2 separate regions of the Homo sapiens genome follow, and region 2 is linked to region 1. Evidence: read pairs that join two places in POLR2A ChIA-PET (ENCODE). Cell type or tissue: Caco-2. All regions are shown on one strand. Links, peaks and the distances in the headings refer to the core of each region. The heading gives the core; the rest is flanking DNA.

Region 1 (10,654 bases), core at 1,221-9,220:
TGTATGGAAATACAAGAGAGGAAAGCACATTTGCATTCTTCTTAGTGTTTCTGCTGTTCCACATGGATTTTCTCGGTTACTGTCAGGACAACCTAGGAGGTAGTCACTACTGTTCTTTAATTTTTACAACTGGGAAGATTAAAGCACAGAAAGATCACATAGCCCATGCCTGTAGTGCCAGCTACTCAGGAGGCTGAGGTGGGAGGATGGCTTGAGCCCCGGAGGTGGAGATAGCAGTGACCCGAAATTGCGCCACTGCACTCCAGCCTGGGTAATAGAGCAAGATCTAGTCACAAAAAATAAAATAAAAAATAAAATAAAATAAAGGAAAAGAAAAGAAAAAGAAAAAAGAAATTGAAGATAACATCTTGATATATGTCCCTGAGTTGTTTTTCGGAACCTCGGGCCCCCATCACAAGGATCAGCTGGCATGTAAACCTCAGATAACGGGGAACTGAAGGTTGAACTCTGACCTCTGCTCTAAATTTCTTTTTGAGGGGCCCAGAGGAGGTCATGTCCACAAGCAAGAGTGAACATTCCTTTCTGTTGATCTCAAAGTTTTAGACAAAGCTTCACCTCCTTAACTAATCGTTAATCAGAAAATCTCTGAATCCTGGCTGGGCCCGGTGGCTCACGCCTATAATCCTAGCACTTTGGGAGGCCGAGGCGGGCAGATCACTTGAGGTCAGGAGTTCGAGACCAGCCTGGCCAACATGGTGAAACCTCCGTCTCTACTAAAAATACAAAAATTAGACAGGCATGATGGCGCGGACCTGTAATCCCAGCTGCTCGGGAGGTTGAGGCACGAGAATCACTTGAACCCGGGAGGCGGAGGTTGCAGTGAGCCGAGAACGTGCCACTGCACTCTAGCCTGGGCAACAGACGGAGACTCTGTATCAAAAAAAAAAAAAAAAAAAAAAAAAAGAAAATCTCTGAATCCACCTACGACCTGTGCCCCCACCCCCACAATCCCGGGACTTGAGGATGTCCTGCCTTGATTTATGACTTTGCCTGTAACCTCTACCTCTTTGCCTTTAAAAACCCTTACCTGTAAGTCATCATGGAGTTCCAGTCTCAAGCATTAGCTGGCCAATTCTCCTGGCTTGGTGTCCTGCAATAAATGTCTCACTTTCGCTGCTATCCCGATGTCAGTGTTTGGCTTTGCTGCTCCAGGCAAGTGGGCCCTAGTTTGGTTCACTAATGTGACCATGTAATCTGGTGCCAGTTTCCTCTTTAGACTGTAAATTGGATCTTCTCTCTCCAGTTCCCTGTCAAGGCTTTGGCCTAGACCCTCATCATTTCATTTCTGGATTCCTGCCCCAGTTTCTCAATCAGCCTTTTATTGCTAGTCATTGCTTCTGAGACATTTTTCCATAAATGCCAGGCTATTCCTTCTCAAACTCTACTTTCTTCATGTCGTCGCAATGGCCTTTGGCTCCATATCCCCTGCCGCAATGCTCCTGGATTTTTGTTTTTTATTTTTTATTTATCTTTTTAGTTTTTTGAGACGGAGTCTAGCTCTGTCTCCCAGGCTGGAGTGCAATGGCACCGTCTCGGCTCACTGCAACCTCCACCTCCCGGGTTCAAGTGATTCTCCTGCCTCAGCCTCCCAAGTAGCTGGGATTATAGGTGTGAGCCACTGTGCCCGGCCTATTCTGGACATTTTATATAAATGGAATCATACAATATATAATATGTGACCTTTGTATCCATAAACTTAACTAACAGGTCTTCAAGTTTCGCCAGTGTTATGGCATGTATCAATACTTCATTCCTTTTCACTGATGAATCATATTCTACTGTTTGGATATACCACATTTTGTTTATCCATTTGTCACTTGATGGTGTCAACCTAAAAGGAAGAAGCTGGGGCAAAATGAATATACGTAGAGAGTTTATTTGGGCCAAGCTTTAAAATTGTTATCTGAGAGCACAGATTCAGGTTGCCCTGAACATAACATTCTGCCTAGCAGCAGTTACAAGTGGATTTTTTTTTTTTTTTTGGAGACCAAGTTTTGCTCTGTTGCCCAGGCTGGAGTGCAGTGGCGTGATCTCAGCTCACTGCAACCTCCACCTCCCTCCCAGGTTCAAGAGATTCTCCTGACTCAGCCTCCTGAGTAGCTGCGATTACAGGCACACGCCACCATGCCCAGCTAACTTTTGTTTGTTTGTTTGTTTTTAACTTTTGTATTTTGAGTAGAGACGGGGTTTTGCCATGTTTGGCCAGGTTAGTCTGGAAGTCCTGGCCTCAAGTGATCCACCTGCCTAGGCTTCCCAAACTGCTGGGATTACATGCGTGAGCCACCGTGCCAGGCCTACAAGTGGATTTTTAAAGTAAAAATTTGTCTTTATATCACAAATCCCAGGTACATGAAGATAATAGGTGAGCCAGCTAGTCAGGAACAAAGTGACTTTAAACAATTGTCCCCAGGCATGCGGTGGGGGCTGGGGAGATGATGACTGAAGTCCCTATTCATGTCTCTCTGGGCCTGCTCTGAGCTATTTTTCTTTTCTCAGTAGACAATTGGGTTGTTTCCAATTTGGGGCTATTATGAATAATGCTGCTGTGAACACTCGTGTAGGAGTTTTATGCGTACATACGTCTCATTTCTCTTGGGTAGATACCTAGCGTGAAAGAAAAATGGAACTCCAACTCACTATGCCAAAGGGAAAGTTAAGCTTGGGAACTGAGTCATGCAAAAACTGCTTTCCTTTCATTCTCAAACAGATAGCTGTAATTTCACTTGCTTACTTTACCTTATGTAAAATGTAGATTTACTGAGCAGGGGAGGAATGCATAGTTGACTCCCTCCCCTTCCCCTTTCTTTTCACATGTAAAATGTAGATTCACAGTCTCATAAGAATGTAACCAGGTGCCTCATTGCCTACCCACCTTGTTTTTTTTTCTTCCCCTCCTGCTTGCCCTTTCCCCTTTATTTATTTTTTATTTATTTATTGTTATTATTATTTTTTGAGATGGAGTCTTCCTCTGTCGCCCTGGCTGGAGTGCAGTAGTGCAATCTTGGCTCACTGCAACTGCTGCCTCCCAGGTTCAAACAACTCTCGCACCTCAGCCTCCTGAGTAGCTAGAATTACAGGCGTGTACCACCATGACCGTCTAATTTTTGTATTTTTAGTAGAGATGGGGTATCACCATGTTGGCCAGGCTGGTCTTGAACTCCTGACCTCAAGTGATCTGCCAGCCTAGGCCTCCCAAAGTGCTGGGATTACAAGAGTGAGCCACCCACCACGCCTGGCCCTTTCCCCTTTATTTTTCATTTATTTTTATTTTTATTTATTTATTTATTTATTTTTTTGAGACAGGCTCTCATTCTGATGCCCAGGCTGGAATGCAGTGGCATGATCTTGGCTCACTGCAACCTCTACCACCTGTGCTCAGGTGATCCTCCCACCTCAGCCTCCTGAGCAGCTGGGACCACAGGCATGCATCACCACGCCCGGCTAATTTTTTTTTTTTTTTTTTTGGAGACAGAATCTCACTCTGTCACCCAGGCTAGAGTGCAGTGGCGCCATCTTGGCTCACTGCAACCTCCTCCCCCAGGTTCAAGCAACTCTCCTGCCTCAGCCTCCCAAGTAGCTGGGATTACAGGTGTCTGCACCACGCCCAGCTAATTTTTGTATTTTTAGTAGAGACAGGGTTTCACCATCTTGGCCAGGCTGATCTTGAACCCCTGATCTCATGATCCACCCTCCTCGGCCTCCCAAAGTGCTGGGATTACAGGCGTGAGCCACCATGCCCAGCCAATTTTTGTATTTTTAGTAGAGAGGAGGTTTTGCCAAGTTGCCCTGGCTGGTCTTGGACTCCTGGGCTCAAGCGATCCTCCTGCCTTGGCCTCCCAAAGTGCTGGGATTACAGGCCTGAGCCACCACACCCGGCTGTTCTTTCCCCTTTAAATACTGAAGTTCCCAAACCCTCTTTGGAAAAAGCACAGGACACAGATTCTACTGTGACTTGTGTTTTTTTTTCCCCCAGACATGTCCTCAACCTTGGCTAAATAAACCTCTAAATTCGTTGAAACCTGTCTCAGTCGTTTGTTGTTGTTGTTTTTGAGACAGAGTCTCATTCTGTCGCAGGCTGTAGTGCAGTAACACCATCGTGGCTCACTGCAGCCTCTGCCTCCCGGGCTCAAGGAATTCTGTTGCCTCAGCCTCACAAGTAGCTGGAATTACAGGTGTGAGCCACCACACCCGGCTAATTTTGTATTTTTAGTAGAGACGGGGTTTCGCCATGTTGCCCAGGCTGGTCTCAAACTCCTGGCCTCAAGTGATCCGCCGGCCTCAAGTGATCCGCCTGCCTCAGCCTCCCGAAGCGCTGGGATTACAGGCGTGAGCCACGAAGGCCTGCCATCAGTCAGTTTTTGATTTACACTAAAAGTGGAATTGCTGGGGCGTATGGTAACTCTATGTTTAACCTTTTGAGGAACCACCAAACTGTTTTTCTTTTTTTTTTTTTAGTATTTATTGATCATTCTTGGGTGTTTCTCGCAGAGGGGGATTTGGCAGGGTCATAGGACAATAGTGGAGGGAAGGTCAGCAGATAAACAAGTGAACAAGGGTCTCTGGTTTTCCTAGGAGTTTTTCAAAGCGGCTGCAACATTTAGCAATCCCTCCCACAATGCATGAGGGATCCAGTCTCTCCACGTCTTTGGCATGTGTATTTCTGCCTTTCTTCACAGGTGTGAACAACATCAAGCATCCCTGTGCTGAGCTCAGAAGCCCTGTCTACCATCCTGAGAATTACCTGGGACTGCTCTGAGATGTTGGGTGGCCCTGGACTAGGTCATCTTCCCCAGAGAGCCCTAGGGTGGGGAGGGTGGAAATGGCGTACTTATGGGTGTGATCATTGCTAAAGGAATTAATCAGGGCAGTCCCAGTGCTAAAACTAAAGGTCCAAGAAACTGAGCGATTAGAGATATTTAGGAGGAAGTAGCTGGGGTGGGGGCAGGGCCTGAGAGCAAGCCAGGTCCTGACTCAGCCTCTGAGCGCCTACTTGACTGTGATTGCGTCACCTACCCTCCCCAGCGCAGCTCTGATATGTTAAAAAAAAAAAAAAAAAAAAAAAAAAACACGCAGTGGTTCACTCCTGTAATCCCAGCACTTTGGGAGGCTGAGGCAGGTGGATCGGATCACCTGAGCTCGGGAGTTTGAGACCAGCCTGGCCAACGTGGTGAAACCCCGTCTCTACTAAAAATACAAAAATTAGCCGAGCGTGGTGATGGGCACCTGTAATCCCAGCTACTTGGGAGGCTGAGGCAGGAGAATCACTTGAACCCGGGAGGCGGAGGTTGCAGTGAGCCGAGATCTTGCCACCGCACTCCAGCCTGGGCGACAGAGCAAGACTCCGCCTCAAAAAAAAAAAGACGATTGTATCTACTCCCTCCTATTCCCATCCCCAGAAGGATGCTGTGAAGTTAAAATGAGCCTGCCAACAGCATCTGGTGCTAGTTGTGGGCAACTCATATATTCTCATGGTATTATCTCTGTCGTGTCCTTGGTGGGAACGGGAGGGCATGGTTGATGGGACAGGCGATGCCACAATCTTCTGGACTGATCCAGCAGTTTTGATTCTTAACAAAAGTAGCAGCCACGGCTTCCATCTCTGCTGCTCCCTCTCCACCCCCAGGCTGAAGGGACTAAAATAAACAGGAAGTTTCCATTTCACCCAGATCTCATGGAGCTGTGTGACTTTTGCTGTCGGGTATCTTATCTCTCTGGAAGGAACCTTTCAGCCTGAGGTGTGGCTACCTTTGTACTTGGTGCAATGCTTCATCTGTTTTTTTTGTTTGTTTTTTTTTTTTTTTTTTTGCCTAAATAACTTCCTGTCTAGAAGTGGTTATAGCTTCCCACCCCCACCCCACTTTTACAACACAGCAGGGACAGACAGGTGCTGAAATCAAAGGGTTAGAATTCATATCAAAGCCCAGCATCCAGGATCTTGTTGCAAATAGAGACTGAGCTGTGTGTGTGGGTAGAGGCCAACAGTTGTTACTCAGAAGCTCAGTTCCGGGGAACAGAAGGAGGGTGTTTTTGTTTTTGTTTTACCAGAGTGAGTGAAATCTTGGTCCCTTGAGATTTCCATGTAAAAATCTCAAAGCTTGTTTATTTGCCCCGTCCCTAATGGGCACCCTTTGGGGTAGGTCAGAGTAGAGACTGGTTTTCTTTGTCCCTGGGCTTGTCACCAAGTCCCAGCAAAGACTGAGCTAGGGCCACCATGTGTCCCTGGCCTGATGTTAGCCAAAAAGCAGAAGAGAGAAGGGGTGACTGGTGTACATAGGAATTTTTGTTTGGGGTTTTTTCTGCCGTGTTTTAAAGAACAGCAAATCCCTGAAATGGGTCCATGGGTCCATGTGAAACTATTCATTGAGAATGAACGGTTGTTCACCTCGGAGAGCCGTCACATCCTTCTCGGCCACCGCAGGTCACCCTCTCCTACCTCCTGGAATTGGATTCTTAGGCTGAGATGAGCCAATGGTGTAGGCTCATTTGTGGCTTTGGAATTAAGGCTTTTTTTTTTTTTTTTTTTTTTGAGACAGAGTTTCACTCTTGCCACCCAGGCTGGAGGTCAATGGCATGAGCTCAGCTCCCTCAACCTCCACCTCCCGGGTTCAAGCGATTCTCCTGCCTCAGCGTCCAGAGCAGCTGGGATTATAGGCGCGCTACCAAGCCCGGCTAATTTTTGTATTTTTAGTAGAGACGGGGTTTCACCATGTTCAGCAGGCTGGTCTTGAACTCCTGACTTCAGGTGATCCGCCTGCCTCGTCCTCCCAAAGTGCTGGGATTACAGGTGTGAGCCACTGCGCTCGGCTGGCTTTTTTTTTTTTTTTTTTTTGAGACGGAGTCTCGCTCTGTCGCCCAGGCTGGAGTGCAGTGGCGCGATCTCTGCTCACCGCAAGCTCAGCCTCCCGGGTTCACGCGGTTCTCCTGCCTCAGCCTCCCGAGTAGCTGGGACTACAGGCGCCCGCCACCACACCCGGCTAATTTTTGTATTTTTAGTAGAGACGGGGTTTCACTGTGTTAGCCAGGAAGGTCTCGATCTCCTGACCTCGTGATCCGCCCGCCTCGGCCTCCCAAAGTGCTGGGATTACAGGTGTGAGCCATGGCGCCCGGCTTTTTTTTTTTTTTAATAGAAAAACTAAACACTTCTTCATGGGCTGCTGCCCAAGTCTTTGCTAAATTTTGTTAAGCCCTTATGTTTATCGTGTCATCTCATCCAGACGTCAGTCATAAACATGCCCATCTGAACTCCTGATCCTCTCTTTTCCAGAAATGGGATGAGTCACCCAGTTCGTCAGCCTTCCTCTTTCAGAAGCCAGTGAGAGTGTGGCTAGAGGGGACTCTGCCCCGAGGGAACACCAGGCAGTGGCCTCTGACCCAGGCCTGCCCTGCAGTACTCAGCTTTCCAGAACAAAGAGTTCCAGTCCCAGTGGGGGACGGGGGCCTTTGTTCATGACTGGGAGAATCAAGAGAACTGCCTAAGAGGGCCCAGAAATTTCCCAGAGCTCTGAGCAAAGTGAGGAAGGGCATCCTTGCTCCAGATGAACCCACCAGGTCGCCCCTAAAGAAAAAAGGCCACGAGGCCAGGCCTGGTGGCTCAAGCCTGTAATTCCAGCTCTTTGGGAGGCAGAGGAGGGCGAATCACAAGGTCAGGAGTTTGAGACCAGCCTAGCCAACATGGTGAAACCCCGTCTCTACTAAAAATACAAAAAATTAGCTGGGCGTAGTGGCGGGCGCCTGTAATCCCAGCTACTCGGGAGGCTGAGGCAGAATTGCTTGAACTTGGGAGGTGGAGGTTGCAGTGAGCCGAGACCTCGCCACTACACTCCAGCCCGGGCAACAGAGTGAGACTCCGTCTCAAAAAAAAAAAACGGCCGGGCATGGTGGCTCACGCCTGTAATTCCAGCACTTCGGGAGGCCAGGGCGGGCAGATCACCTGAGGTCGGGAGTTCAAGACCAGCCTGACCAACATGGAGAAACCCTGTCTCTACTAAAAATACAAAAGTAGCCGGGCATGGTGGCAAATGCCTGTAATCCCAGCTACTGGGGAGGCTGAGGCAGGAGAATTGCTTGAACCTGGGAGGCGGAGGATGCGGTGAGCCGAGATCACGCCATTGCACTCCAGCCTGGGCAACAAGAGCGAAACTCCATCTCAAAAAAAAAAGAGAGAGAGAGAGAAAAGAGGCCACAAGGGATTCTGGCCTCGCCCCCAGGGCCATGTCCTGGGGAAACAGTCAGTTTGAGAAAGGGCTTGGAACTGGAGGGAGAAGGCCTCAGGAAAGCCCAATGTGCACCTTGTCTTTGCTCTGGGCTTGCCTCGGGTCAGCCCTCAAACCTCACCCAGGCCCAGGCAGGGACTGGGGGTGGTGAGAATCGAACCCTGAATGCACTCACACCGAGCCGCCCCTGAAGCTTCAGCATGAGGCCCACACAGGCCTCATTCCCGTGCAGCATCTGCCTGTTTCTCCCAGGAGCCCTGCCCACCCAGTTGGGCTGGTTGGTGGCCACTCCCTCCCCAAGGGCAGTTTCTCACAGACACTAGCATCCCTCACCTGGCACTGCCAACCCTCAGACTCCAGGGCATTGTCCGTAATGGTGATGGTTGGGAGATAGCTCTGGAAAATAACTGGAGTTTAAAAATAACTAGCCAGGGCCAGGCACAGTGGCTAATGCCTGTAATCCCAGCACTTTGGGGAGCCAAGGTGGGTGGGTCACCTAATGTCAGGAGTTTGAGACCAGCCTGGCCAACATGGTGAAACCCCATCTCTACTAAAAATACAAAAAAACTGGCTGGGCAAGGTGGCTCATGCCTGTAATGCCAGCACTTTGGGAGGCCAAGGCGGGAAGATCACGAGGTCAGGAGATCGAGACCATCCTGGCTAACACGGTGAAACCCCGCCTTTACTAAAAATACAAAAAATTAGCCGGGCATGGTGGCGGGCACCTATAGTCCCAGCTACTCAGGAGGCTGAGGCAGAAGAATGGCGTGAACCCATGAGGCGGAGCTTGCAGTGAGCTGAGATTGCGCACTGCACTCCAGCCTGGGCGACAGAGCGAGACTCCATCTCAAGAAAAAAAAAAAAAAATTAGCCAGGTACGGTGGTGCGCGCCTATAGTCCCAGCTATGAGGAGGCTGAGGCAAGAGAATCGCTTGAACCTGGGAGGCGGAGGTTGTAGTGAGCCGAGATCATGCCACTGCACTCCAGCCTGGGCAACAGAGTGAGACTGTCTCAAAATAAATAAATAAATAAAATAAAAAAATAACTAGCTAGTGCCACCCAACCCACCTCCCCAGCTCCCTGCCCAGCTGTGTAGCAAGGGGACAGAGCCTCATTTTCCAGAAAGTGAATTCATAGGCTAATGATGCCAACTCAAGTCAGAGGGTTCTGAGAAGGCTACTGAGAGCCTCTCAGCCATTTCTCTGCCATGAGGGCAGCACCGTCCCAACCCAGAGGGGGCACTGGGACCATGGCAGGTCTTGGCCTCTAAGGCTGATGTTCCTCAGAGATGATATGGGCAGATAATGGCTCTGCTGTCCAGAGATTGTCATGATGATCAAAGGAGATCATGTGAAGGAACTCTCAGGAGTTCAGGAATGTTCTGTAGCTTGATCTTGGTGTGGGTTACCTGGGTGTGTATGTGTGGTAAAATTCATTAGGGTCATCACTTAAAATTTATGCACTTTGTTATATGTAAATAATATCTCAATAAAGTCCACTTGGCATGAAAATGAGCAAAACGTGAGATAACACATATGCAAAGGCACTTTGTACCCTGTAAACCATTTGCTATCACGGATTTTTAAAAACTTAGTGAACTATGGCCAGACACAGTGGCCCATGTCTGTAATCCCAGCACTTTGGGAGGCCGAGGCAGGTGGATCACAAGGTCAGGAGTTTGAGACCAGTCTGGCCAACATGGTGAAACACCGTCTCTACTAAAAATACAAAAAATTAGCTGGGTGCGGTGGTGCACATCCATAGCCCCAGCTACTCAGGAGGCTGAGGCAGGAGAATCGCTTGAACCCAGGAGGCAGAGGTTGCATTGAGCTGAGATTGCGCCATTGCACTCCAGCCTGGGCAACAGAGCAAGACTCCGTCTCGAGAAAAAAATAAACAAACAAACAAAGAAACAAAACTTAGTGAACTATAACCACTATCCTGAGTTGTGGTATCTGGATTCATTTGGCCTGTTTTGGAATATGAATGGAATCATAAAGTACGGACTCCTACATTTGTTGGCCTTCTTGTGCAACATTACATGCATGAGGTTCCTCCATGTCTTCTCAAGAGCTTACTGATTCTTGTTGCTGTAGAGTATTCCACTGGGTGAATACACCATTTATTTCTCCATTCCCTATAGGTGGTAGGCATTTGGGTAGTTTTCTGTTGGGGCTATTACAAAGAGCACCGCTATGGACATTTTTGCCTTTGGGTAAACATATATCTGCATTTCCGTTGGCTATCTACCTAGGAGTGGGGTTGCTGGGTCAGGGAATGTGTATGTTCAGTTTTGATAGATATATTGTTGGTTTCTAAAGGATAATCCCACAGAGTTCTTATTACCAAAATAAATATACAAAGCTCGAAATGAGCTCATGTGGCAATTTCATGTAGAAAATGGTCACATTCAGCCAGGT
Region 2 (10,654 bases), core at 1,259-9,258, 120 kb after region 1:
CCTCCCAAAGTGCTGGGATTACAGGTGTAAGCCACTGTGCCCAGCCAACTTTATATTTTTTAGAACAGTTTTAGTTTCATGGCAATAGTGGGCAGAAGATACAGAGATTTCCCATATACCCCCTTGACTCCCGACAGGTACAGCCTCCCCCATTATCAATATCCCCCACCAGAGTGGTATATTTGTTGCAATTGATGAACCTGCATCAACACATCATCATCACCCAGAGTCCACAGTTTACGTTAGGGTTTACTCTTGGTGTTATATATTTTGTGAGTTTGGACAAATGTATGATTATGTATGTCCAGCATCATAGTATTATACAGAGTATTTTTTCTTTTTCGTTGTTTTGTTTTGTTTATTTGAGACAGGGTCTCGCTCTGTTGCTCAGGCTGGAGTGCAGTGGTGCAATCATGGCTCACTGCAACCTCTGCCTCCTGGGCTTAGGTGGTCCTCCCAGCTCAGCCTCCCAAGTAGCTGGGACCACAGGCGCACATCACCATGCCCCACTAATTTTTCTGTTTTTTGTAGAGACGGGGTCTCGCCATGTTTCCCAAGCTGGTCTCACACTCCTGGGCTCAAGTAATGCTCCCACCTCAGCCTTCCAAAGTGGTGGGATTACAGGCATGAGCGAGTGTGCCCAGCCCAGAGTATTTTCACTGCCCTAAAGATCCCCTGTGGTCCAGCTGTTCATCCCTCCCTCCCGGCTAGCCCCTGGCAGCCAGTGATCTTCTTACTATCTCCACAGTTTTGCTCTTTCAAGAGTGTCACATAGAGTAGTTGGAATCGTACAGCACGTAGCCTCTTCAGATTGGCTTCCTTCACTTGATAGTATGCATTTAAGTTTCCTTCATGTCTTTTCATGGCTTGAGAGCTCATTTCTACTTAGTGCTAGTCCACTGTCTGGCTATACCACAGTTGTTTATTTATCCATTCACCTACTGAAGGACATCTTGGTTGCTTCCAAGCTTTGGCAATTATGAATAAAGCTGCTATAAACATCTGTGTGCAGATTTTTGTGTAGGCATAAGTTTTCCAGTCGTTTGGGTAAACACCAAGGAGTGTAACAAAACTCTTTATATGAGGTTTTATGCTTACAGTGGCAATTTCTGACCTGGACTTATGCTGAACTGCTGAACACTTCAAATACTTTTTTATTTTTTGAGACTTGAGTCTCGCTCTGCCGCCCAGGCTGGAGTGCAATGGCACGATCTCGGCTCACTGCAGTCACTGCCTCCCAGGTTCAAGCGATTCTCCTGCCTCAGCCTCCCGAGTAGCTAGGGCTACAGATGCACACCACCACGCCCACCTAATTTTTGTATTTTTAGTAGAGACGGGATTTTGCCATGTTGGCCAAGCTGGTCTCGAACTCCTGACCTCAGGTGATCCACCCGCCTCAGCCTCCCAAAGTGCTGAGATTACAGGCTTGAGCCACCGCACCCGACCAACTTCAAATGCTTGATAGCTACCATCAAGGGGAAGTTGTGTTAGCACAAGTTAACGTTTAACATTTTTTATCATCCATTTACAATTTTGCAACAGTTGATATTATATTTAAAGAACCTGGTAGCCAGGCATGGTGGCACGTGCCTGTAATCCCAGCTACTCAGGAAGCTGAGGCAGGAGAATCACTTGAACCCAGGAGGCAGAGGCTGCAGTGAGCCGAGATAGTACCACTGCACTTTGGCCTGGTCGACAGAGTGAGACCCTGTCCGGAAAAAACAAAAAAAACAAAAAACAAAAAAACTAAGAATCTGACAGCTCTTTCTTTTGTGGACAAGTGGAATGTTTACATTTCTTATGTAATGTGAATGGATTTTGAATCTGAACTATCTTTTCCTATTAGACATTTCAAAACAATGATGAAGGTCTAATTTGCAGAGGTACCTGCATTATGAGAGCAGCCGTGCTGCAGTTGGCTTGGGCACCATAAAATTACACACCAGCAGGCTGGGCGCGGTGGCTCACACCTGTAATCCCAGCACTTTGGGAGGCCAAGGTGGGTGGATCACCTGAGGTTGGGAGTTCGAGACCAGCCTGACCAACACAGAGAAACCCTGTCTCTACTAAAAAAATACAAAAATTAGCTGGGCGTGGTGGCGCATGCCTGTAATCCCAGCTACTTGGGAGGCTGAGGCAGGAGAATTGCTTGAACCCAGTAGTGGAGGTTGCGGTGAGCCGAGATTGCACCATTGTACTCCAGCCTGGGCAAGAAGAGCGAAACTCCGTCTCAAAAAAAAAAAAAAAAAAAAATTACGTACCAGCCACAAAAAGACAGAGGTTTCTGATCTGTGTGGTGATGGTGTTTCAGGGCATGGTGTGGAGGTATCGCCCTACCAGGCCACCTCTTCCCATCCCTATCTGTTGGCTACACCTTGATCTGCCCTGAGCCTTTGGGAACCTGGAAGAACCTTCTGCCCCCGGCAGTTCTGTGGACCCTTGTCCATGATGAGAAGGGGCACTGAAATAGTGTCTAATGGCAGAGCCCTCCTTGGCCAGTTGGTCACTCGTGCTCACCACCTGTGGGGAGTGTGGGAGACACAGCCAGAGTCTACCACACTGGGTGCCCTCTTGAAACATCTAGAGTTGACTATTCCAGGGCCCCTGCCCTGCCACCCTGAGAACAGAGGGAATTGCCATCTCAGGGCTCCCTTAAGGACATGTTGGTTTTTTTGTTTTTCTTTTTTCTTTTTCTTTTCTTTTTTTTTTTTTTGAGATAGGATCTCACTCTGTCTCCCAGGCTGGAGTGCAGTGGTGCAATCCTGCAGCCTCAACCTCCCAAGCTCAAGTGATCCTCCCACCTCAGCCTCCCAAATAGCTGGGACCAAAGGTACGTGCCACTACACCCAGTTAATGTGTGTATTTTTTGTAGAGATAGGGTCTCACTATATGTATTAGTCCGCTTTCATGCTGCTGATAAAGAGATACCAGAGACTGAGCAAGCTACAAAAGAAAGAGGTTTAATTGGACTTACAGTTCCACGTGGCTGGGGAAGCCTCACAAGCATGGAGGAAGGCAAGGAGGAGCAAGTCACATCTTATGTGGATGGCAGCAGGCAAAGAGAGGTGCACATATGCAGGGAAACTCCCCTTTTTACAGCCATCAGATCTTGTGAGACTTATTCACTATCACGAGAACAGCATGGGAAAGACCTACCCCCATGATTTAGTTACCTCCCACGTCGGAATTCAAGATGAGATTTGGGTGGGGACACAGCCAAACCATATCACTATGTTGCCCAGGCTGGTCTCGAACTCCTGGGCTCAAGCTATCCTCCCACCTGGGCCTCCCAAAGTGCTGGGATTACAGGTGTGAGCCACCACGCCTAGCCTGTCATTTTCTTTTTAATTTTCTTTTTTTTTTTTTTTTTGAGACGGAGTCTCTCTCTGTCACCCAGGCTGGAGCACAGTGGCGCGATGTCCGCTCACTGCAAGCTCCGCCTCCCAGGTTCACACCATTCTCCTGCCTCAGCCTCCTGAGTAGCTGGGACTACAGGCGCCTGCCACCACGCCCGGCTAATTTTTTTTTTGTATTTTTAGTAGAGACGGGGTTTCACTGTGTTAGCCAGGATGGTCTCGATCTCCTGACCTTGTGATCCGCCCGCCTCAGCCTCCCAAAGTGCTGGGATTACAGGCGTAATCCAGCGTCCGGTCTTTTGTTTGTTTGTTTGTTTTTTGTTTTTTGTTTTTTTTGCGATGGAGTCCCACTCTCTCGCCCAGGCTGGAGTGCAGTGGTGCAATCTCAGCTCACTGCAACCTCCACCTCCCGGGTTCAAGCAATTCTCATGCCTCAGCCTCCTGAGTAGCTGGGATTACAGGTGCCCGCCACCATATCCGGCTAATTCTTTGTATTTTTAGTAGAGACAGGGTTTCACCATGTTAGCCAGGCTGGTCTCCAACTCTTGACCTCAGATGATCCGCCCTCCTCGGCCTCCCAAAGTGTCAGGATTACAGGCGTGAGCGACCACGCTCGGCCGGGCCTGTCATTTTCTTACTATTACAGCTATCATTGGAATTATTGGACATCTGCTGATGCATGGCTGTGACCATTTTTTTTCTTTTTTGTAGAGACGGGGTCTCTGTTGCCTACCTGGAGTGCAGTGGCGTGATCATAGCTCACTGCACCTCGGCTTCTAGGACTCAAGTGACCCTCCCATTTCCAGCCTCCTGAGTAGCTGGGCCACCACAGGCGCACACCACCATGCCCGGCTAACTTTTTGTTAATTTTTTGTAGAGATGGGGTCTCACTATATTGCTCAGGCTGGTCTCAAACTCCTGGGCTCAAGCAATCCTCCTGCCTCGGCCTCCCAAAGCACTGGGTTTACAGGTATGAGCCACTGTGCCTGGCCAGAATATAAAGCTAAATTTCAAATATCTTTTAAAAACAAGAGGGAAAAAGAGACCAGGTGGGGTGGCTCATGCCTGTAATCCCAGCACTTTGGGAGGCTGAGGTAGGCAGATTCCTTGAACCCAGGAGATCGAGACCAGCCCGGGCAATATGGTGAGACTCTGTCTCTACTAAAATACATAATTGGCCAGGTGTGGTGGTTCATGCCTGTAGTCTCAGCTACTCAGGAGGCTGAGGTGGGAGGATCACTTGGTCCTGGGAAGTCGAGGCTGCAGTCAGCCGTGATTGCGCCACTGTACTCCAGCCTGGGCAATAGAGTTAGACCCAGCTTAGCTTCAAACTGTGTTTTAAAAACTTGTTTTCCTTTCCTCCTTTCTCCTCAGTCTCAAGACGTAGCTTTGAGACAAACTGCAGGTGTGTTTTCTTTGGTCTTACGAAACGTGCTTTCAAACGCCCTTCCCTTTCCAACATTATGCTCTCATGTGTCATGCACACTTATTTACCTGGATGCTTGCTAAACTCACACCATGCTCACTTATCTGGTTATAGATTTCCTTAGAAGTTTCCAGAGCTGAATTCTGACACGGACCAGATATCCCTGGAATTCTCTCCTCAGCAGGAGGTTACTTCAAGGCTGGAGTTCACTCTCAGCTAGAGATTGACTGCGATTGATTTGTGAGCTGCGTGGACTCATGATGGTGCTGGCCCCTTCAGCAGATGGAACAATAATTCAAAAGAAGCCATTGGAGCGAGACATGCCACCTGGTACCTCCTAGCCCCCCGTGCCTCTTCTGCAGTCCAAGCCCCTCTTCTTAAACCAGGGCCCCCTCTCCAGAAATTGGAAAATGGCAATTTTTGGAAAGGATTCTGGCCAGCCTTTCCTTGCTAGCAACGGATAATGAAATTTACTTTCTTTTTAACACACCTTGCTCTTATTTTGGCTTCTTTCTGCAAGTGGCAAGCAACCTGACCCTCTTTCGGTTACAAGTCTCAACGAAATGGAATGGGAATGATAGTAAGAAACAGGATTTCAGCACAAATATGGTCATGTGATTGTAGCACTCTTTTTTTTTTTTTTTTTTTTCTGAGACCGAGTCTCACTCTGTCACCCAGGCTGGAGAACAGTGGCATGATCTCAGCTCACTGCAACCTCCACCTCCCAGGTTCAAGTGATTCTCGTGCCTCAGCCTCCCGAGTAGGTGGGATTACAGGCACCCGCCAACATGTCCGGCTAATTTTTGTATTTTTAGTAGAGACGGGGTTTTGCCATGTTGGCCAGGCTGGTCTCAAACTTCTGACCTCAAGTGATTTGCCTGCCTCAGCTTCCCAAAGTGCTGGGATTACAAGCGTGAGCCACCGTGCCCGGCCTGTAGCACTCTTATATTTGACATTCAAGAAGGAAACAATTGCATTCCCAAACAGCTAAATATGCATGTCTAAAAACGGAAGTGTTTTTTTTGAACTGTCAAATTCTCTCCAAAGCCCATTCATCTCAGCATCCCAAAGCTGAAGCACACCTTCTGTGAGCTCTGTAAGAAAGTGGTAACCACAGGGCACCATTGCCAGCACAGCACAGCACGACTGCTTATAAAACGAAACTTCTGACGCTGGCTGCAGCGTCATTTTTTCACCATCCTCACGTGGGAGAGCAGTTGTCTGAGTGATCGCTAAGTCATGCTCACTAAATCAGTGCAGTAAGAATTGCACTGCTGACGCTGAGTCCAGTAAGAAGCAATTCTTACTGCTGGGGCTAGAGCAGGCATGGCAATGAACTCCAAGCTGGGGCCTCCATTTGTTTTCTTTTTCTTTTTTCTTTTCTTTTTTTCTTTTTTCTTTTTCTTTTTTTTTTTTTGAGACGGAGTCTCACTCTGTCTTGCCCAGGGTGGAGTGCAGTTGTGCGATCTCAGCTCACTGCAGCCTCCACCTCCCGGGTTCAAGCGAGTCTCCTGACTCAGCGTCCAGAGTAGCTGAGATTACAGGCATGCACCACCATGCCTGGTTAATTTTTTGTATTTAGTAGAGACGGGGTTTCACCATGTTGGTCAGATGGGTCTCAAACTCCTGACCTCAGGTGATCCACCCATCTCGTCCTCCCAGAGTGCTGGGATTACAGGCATGAGCTACTGCGCCCGGCTTCTCTATTTGTTTTCTAGCAAGCCAAAGTCTGAGTGGAAAAAACACAAACTGTCTTTTCTCTGGTCTCACACAACAATCAACACAGAAGACTTCCGTGACCCCAAAATATGTGGGGATTTCTCCCCACCAGCAATCAAGCAATCAGTTCTGCAGTGGACACCAACTGGGTGTCCTCCAATTCTATTCAATTCAATTCTGACACTCTCTACCTGGAGATAGCTTCAGATCCCACAGGTTGATGGCTCAGTCCCCAAGACTGCCCCCACCTTCAGATACCAATGGCAAGCCCCAGGTTGTGTCACCTGTGCTTCTGACCGACAAGCTATACATCGGGGTTCCCACCACCCCTTCCTTTGGTTCATTTAATTTGCTAGAGGGGGCCGGGCGCGGTGGCTCACACCTGTAATCCCAGCACTTTGGGGGGCCAAGGCGGGCAGATCACGAGGTCAGGAGATCGAGACCATCCTGGCCAACACGGTGAAACCCCGTCTCTACTAAAAATACAAAAAAATTAGCCGGGCGTGGTGGCAGGCACCTGTAGTCCCAGCTACTCCGGAGGCTGAAGCAGGAGAATAGCATGAACCCAGGAGGCGGAGCTTGCAGTGAGATGAGATTGCACCACTGCACTCCAGCCTGGGCGACACTCCGTCTCAAAAAAAAAAAAAAACTTGCTAGAGGGGCTCCCAGAACTCAGGGAAACACATTTACCAGTTTATTATCAAGGATATTACAAAGGATACAGATGAAGAGATACATAGGGCAAGGTATGGGGGAAGGGGTGCGGAGCTTCCATGCCCCCTCCAGGTGTACCACCCTCCAGGAACCTCCACGCGTGCAGATATTCAGAAGCTCCCAGAACTCAGTCATTTTGGGGTGTTTTGTTTTGCTTTGTTTTTTGAGATGCAGTTTCGCTTTTGTAGCCCAGGCTAGAGTGCAATGGCATGATCTCAGCTCACCGCAACCTCTGCCTCCCGGGTTCAAGCCATTCTCCTGCCTCAGCCCCCCAAGTAGCTGGAATTACAGGGATGCACCACAGGGATGCACCACCACGCCCAGCTAATTTTGTATTTTTAGTAGAGATGGGGTTTATCCATGTTGGTCAGGCTGGTCTTGAACTCCTGACCTCAGGTGATCCACCTGCCTCGGCCTCCCAAAGTGCTGGGATTACAGGCGTGAGCCACCATACCTGGCCAAGGCCCATTTTTATAAGTAGTGCACGATGTTCCAGCCAACATTGTAATGGCACATTGGGCTTGGATGTTGTGATGTTATGATATATTTATATTGGTTTTTGTTCACACTTCCTGGTTGATAAGTGCCATAGCCCTTGTTATTTCCTAAGTGACTAAAACAATAGGTATATATTTTAAAAGCATTTGGGCTGGGCGCAGTGGCTCATGCCTATAATACCAGCACTTTGGGAGGCCAAGGCGGGCAGATCACTTGAGGTCAGGAGTTCAAGACCAGCCTAGCCAACATGGTGAAACCCCGTCTCTATTAAAAATACAAAAAAAATAGCCAGATATGGTGGTAGGCGCCTGTAATGCCAGCTACTCTGGAGGCTGAGGCACGAGAATTGCTTGAACCCGGGAGGCAGAGGTTACAGTGAGCCAAGATCACACCACTGCACTCCAGCCTGGGAGACAGAGTGAGACTTCATCTTAAAAGAAATAAAAAATAAAAAATAAATAAATACATAAATAAATAACATTTGGCCTTTTGTCCTTAGTTCCTGAAGCAGCTTCAGAACAGCCTTCAGAGCCATAAAGGTGAAAGACATTCTCTTGTCATAACATTGGGGTGCTTTAGGCCTCAGAAAACAGAATCTCTCTCTCTCTGAGCTTCTCCTGCCCTCCTTTCACCTGCTCCTTTTTCTCTCCAAGGCAGCCTGTATATCTTAGTTCTTTTGCATTGCCGTAAAGGGATTCCTGAAGCTGGGTAGTTTATAAAGAAAAGAGGTTTATTTGGCTCACGGTTCTGTAGGCTATGCAAGAAGCATGGCTCCAGTATCTGCTTCTGGTGAGGCCTCAGGAAGCTTCTAATCGTGGCGGAAGGGGAAGGGGATATGGCATGTGCAGATCACATGGAGAGACAGGAAGCAAGAGAGAGAGAGCACTCATTACAGCGAGGACAACACCAAGCCATTCACGAGGGATCCACCCCCATGACCCAAACACCTCCCACCAGGCCCCACCTCCAATACTGGGGGCCACATTTCCACGTGAAATTTGGAGGGATTAAGTATCCAAACCATAGTACCTTAGAAACTAAAATATACTCTAATATTCTCCTGCCTTGAGCCAAATAAACCTCTTTTCTTTATAAATTACCTGTCTTGGAGCTGGCTATAAAGAAATTCTCTGGCCAGGTGAGGTGGCTCACCCCTGTAATCCCAGCACTTTGGGAGGCCGAGGTGGGTGGATCACAAGGTCAGGAGATTGAGACCATCCTGGCCAACATGGTGAAACCCCGTCCCTACTAAAATACAAAAAATTAGCTGGGCGTGGTGGTGCACACCTGTAGTCCCAGCTACTCAGGAGGCTGAGGCAGGGGAATTGCTTGAACTCAGGAGGCGGAGATTGCAGTGAGCCGAGATCGCACCACGGCTCTCCAGCCTGGTGACAGAGCAAGATTCTGTCTCAAAAAAGAAAAAAAAAAGAAATTATCTGGCCTATCTTGTGTGATTGTAGGTGTAAAAGTTGATCATACTTCAGCTGGGTGTGGTAGCTCATGCTTGTAATCCCAGCACTTTGAGAGGCTGAGGGATCACTCAAGGCCAGGAATTTGAGACCAGCCTGGGCAACAAGGTGAAACCCCACCTCTATAAAAAATACAAAAAAATAGCTGGGCATGGTGGCATGTGCCTGTAGTCCTAGATACTTGGGAGGCCAAGAATTGCTTGAGCTCAGGAGGTGGAGGCTGCAGTGAGCCATGATTGCACCACTGTCTTCCAGCCTGGGTAATAGAGCAAGACACACAGAAAGGGAAGGGAGGGGAGGGGAGGGGAGGGAAGGGAAGGGAAAAGGAAGGGGAAGGGAGCGGAGGGGAAGGGAAGGGAAGGGAAGGGAAAAGGAAGGGAAAGGAAAGGGAAAGGGAAAGGAAAGGAGAAAGGAAAGGAGAAAGGAAAGGAAAGGAGAAAGGAAAGGAAAGGAGAAAGGAAAGGAGTAAGGAAAGGAAAGGAGAAAGGAAAGGAAGGAAAAAGAGAGAAAGAAAAGAAAGGAAGGAAGAAAGAAAGAGAGAAAGAAAGAAAAGAAAAGAAAAGAAAGGAGAGAAGAAAAGATCATACGAATTGGGTCATTCTTGACATACCCAACTGAAACAGAGTCAGGAGGTCAGGGGGAAGCAGGCAGGGCACATAACATTGCTCCAAAAATGTAATTCTCTGCAAGCCTGGCTGCTGAAACTGCCTGCTATGACCTGAAACCAGTTTTTTGTTTTGTTTTTTGTTTCGTTTTGTTTTGAGATGGAGTTTCACTTTGTCGCCCAGGCTGGAGTGCAGTGGCCTGATCTCGGCTCACTGCAATCCCCACCTCCTGGGTTCAAGCTATTCTCCTGCCTCAGACTCCCGAGTAGCTGGGATTACAGGTGCCTGCCACCACGGCTGGCTAATTTTTGTACTTTTAGTAGTGACAGGGTTTCACCATGTTGGCCAGGATGGTCTCGAACCCCTGACCTTAAGTGATTCGCCCACCTCAGCCTCCCAAAGTGCTGAGATTACAGGTGTAAGCCACCATGCCTGGCCTTGAAACCAGTTTTATCTCATGGCTTCTGAAGCAAACTGCTGCAACTCTAAGACTAGTTCTACCCACTGCCAACACTCTCCAATCAGAGCTTGCTTGCCAGCTCTCTGAAACCTTACTAGTGCCAATGAGCTTCCTCAAAGAGCAATATGAAACATTTCCCCTTTCTATAAAACCTCTAACCTTCTCTTTGTTCTTCAGACATACCGAAGACCGGACAGTCTGCATATATGCTCTGAATTGCAATTCTTTCTTCCCAAATAAAACGTTTTAATTTCAGATTTATCTGTATATTTTATTTGACTTCAGCATAGGTTATAAGACCTCCATTTCAGAAGAGATCCCGCCCCATATCCGGGAGGAGGGAATGCCACACAGAGAGGCCAAGAAGAATCTGAACAGACAGGCCTTGCTAGGCTTAGATCATATCC

Evidence for each region. Peaks named below come from ENCODE experiments on the same cell type or tissue, not always from the same donor. Only the 100,000 strongest peaks of a DNase experiment are listed, where the experiment ranks them.
Region 2: POLR2A ChIA-PET joins it to region 1 with 5 read pairs; 4 of 35 experiments call an interaction of 5 or more read pairs at or near these places.

Annotation. Positions count from the first base shown.
Region 1 is chrX:41,378,572-41,389,225 of GRCh38, reverse strand. No RefSeq gene overlaps it. Among named protein-coding and RNA genes, the nearest start is that of DDX3X, 50 kb to the right of the region's middle. RefSeq lists enhancers at 3,206-3,723, 7,196-7,490. In Caco-2, for the core only: no CTCF peak of the experiment used is centred there; DNase peaks (open chromatin) are centred at 4,995, 5,735 and 7,365; H3K4me3 peaks cover 171 bases.
Region 2 is chrX:41,261,150-41,271,803 of GRCh38, reverse strand. No RefSeq gene overlaps it. Among named protein-coding and RNA genes, the nearest start is that of LINC02601, 9.3 kb to the left of the region's middle. In Caco-2, for the core only: no CTCF peak of the experiment used is centred there; no DNase peak of the experiment used is centred there.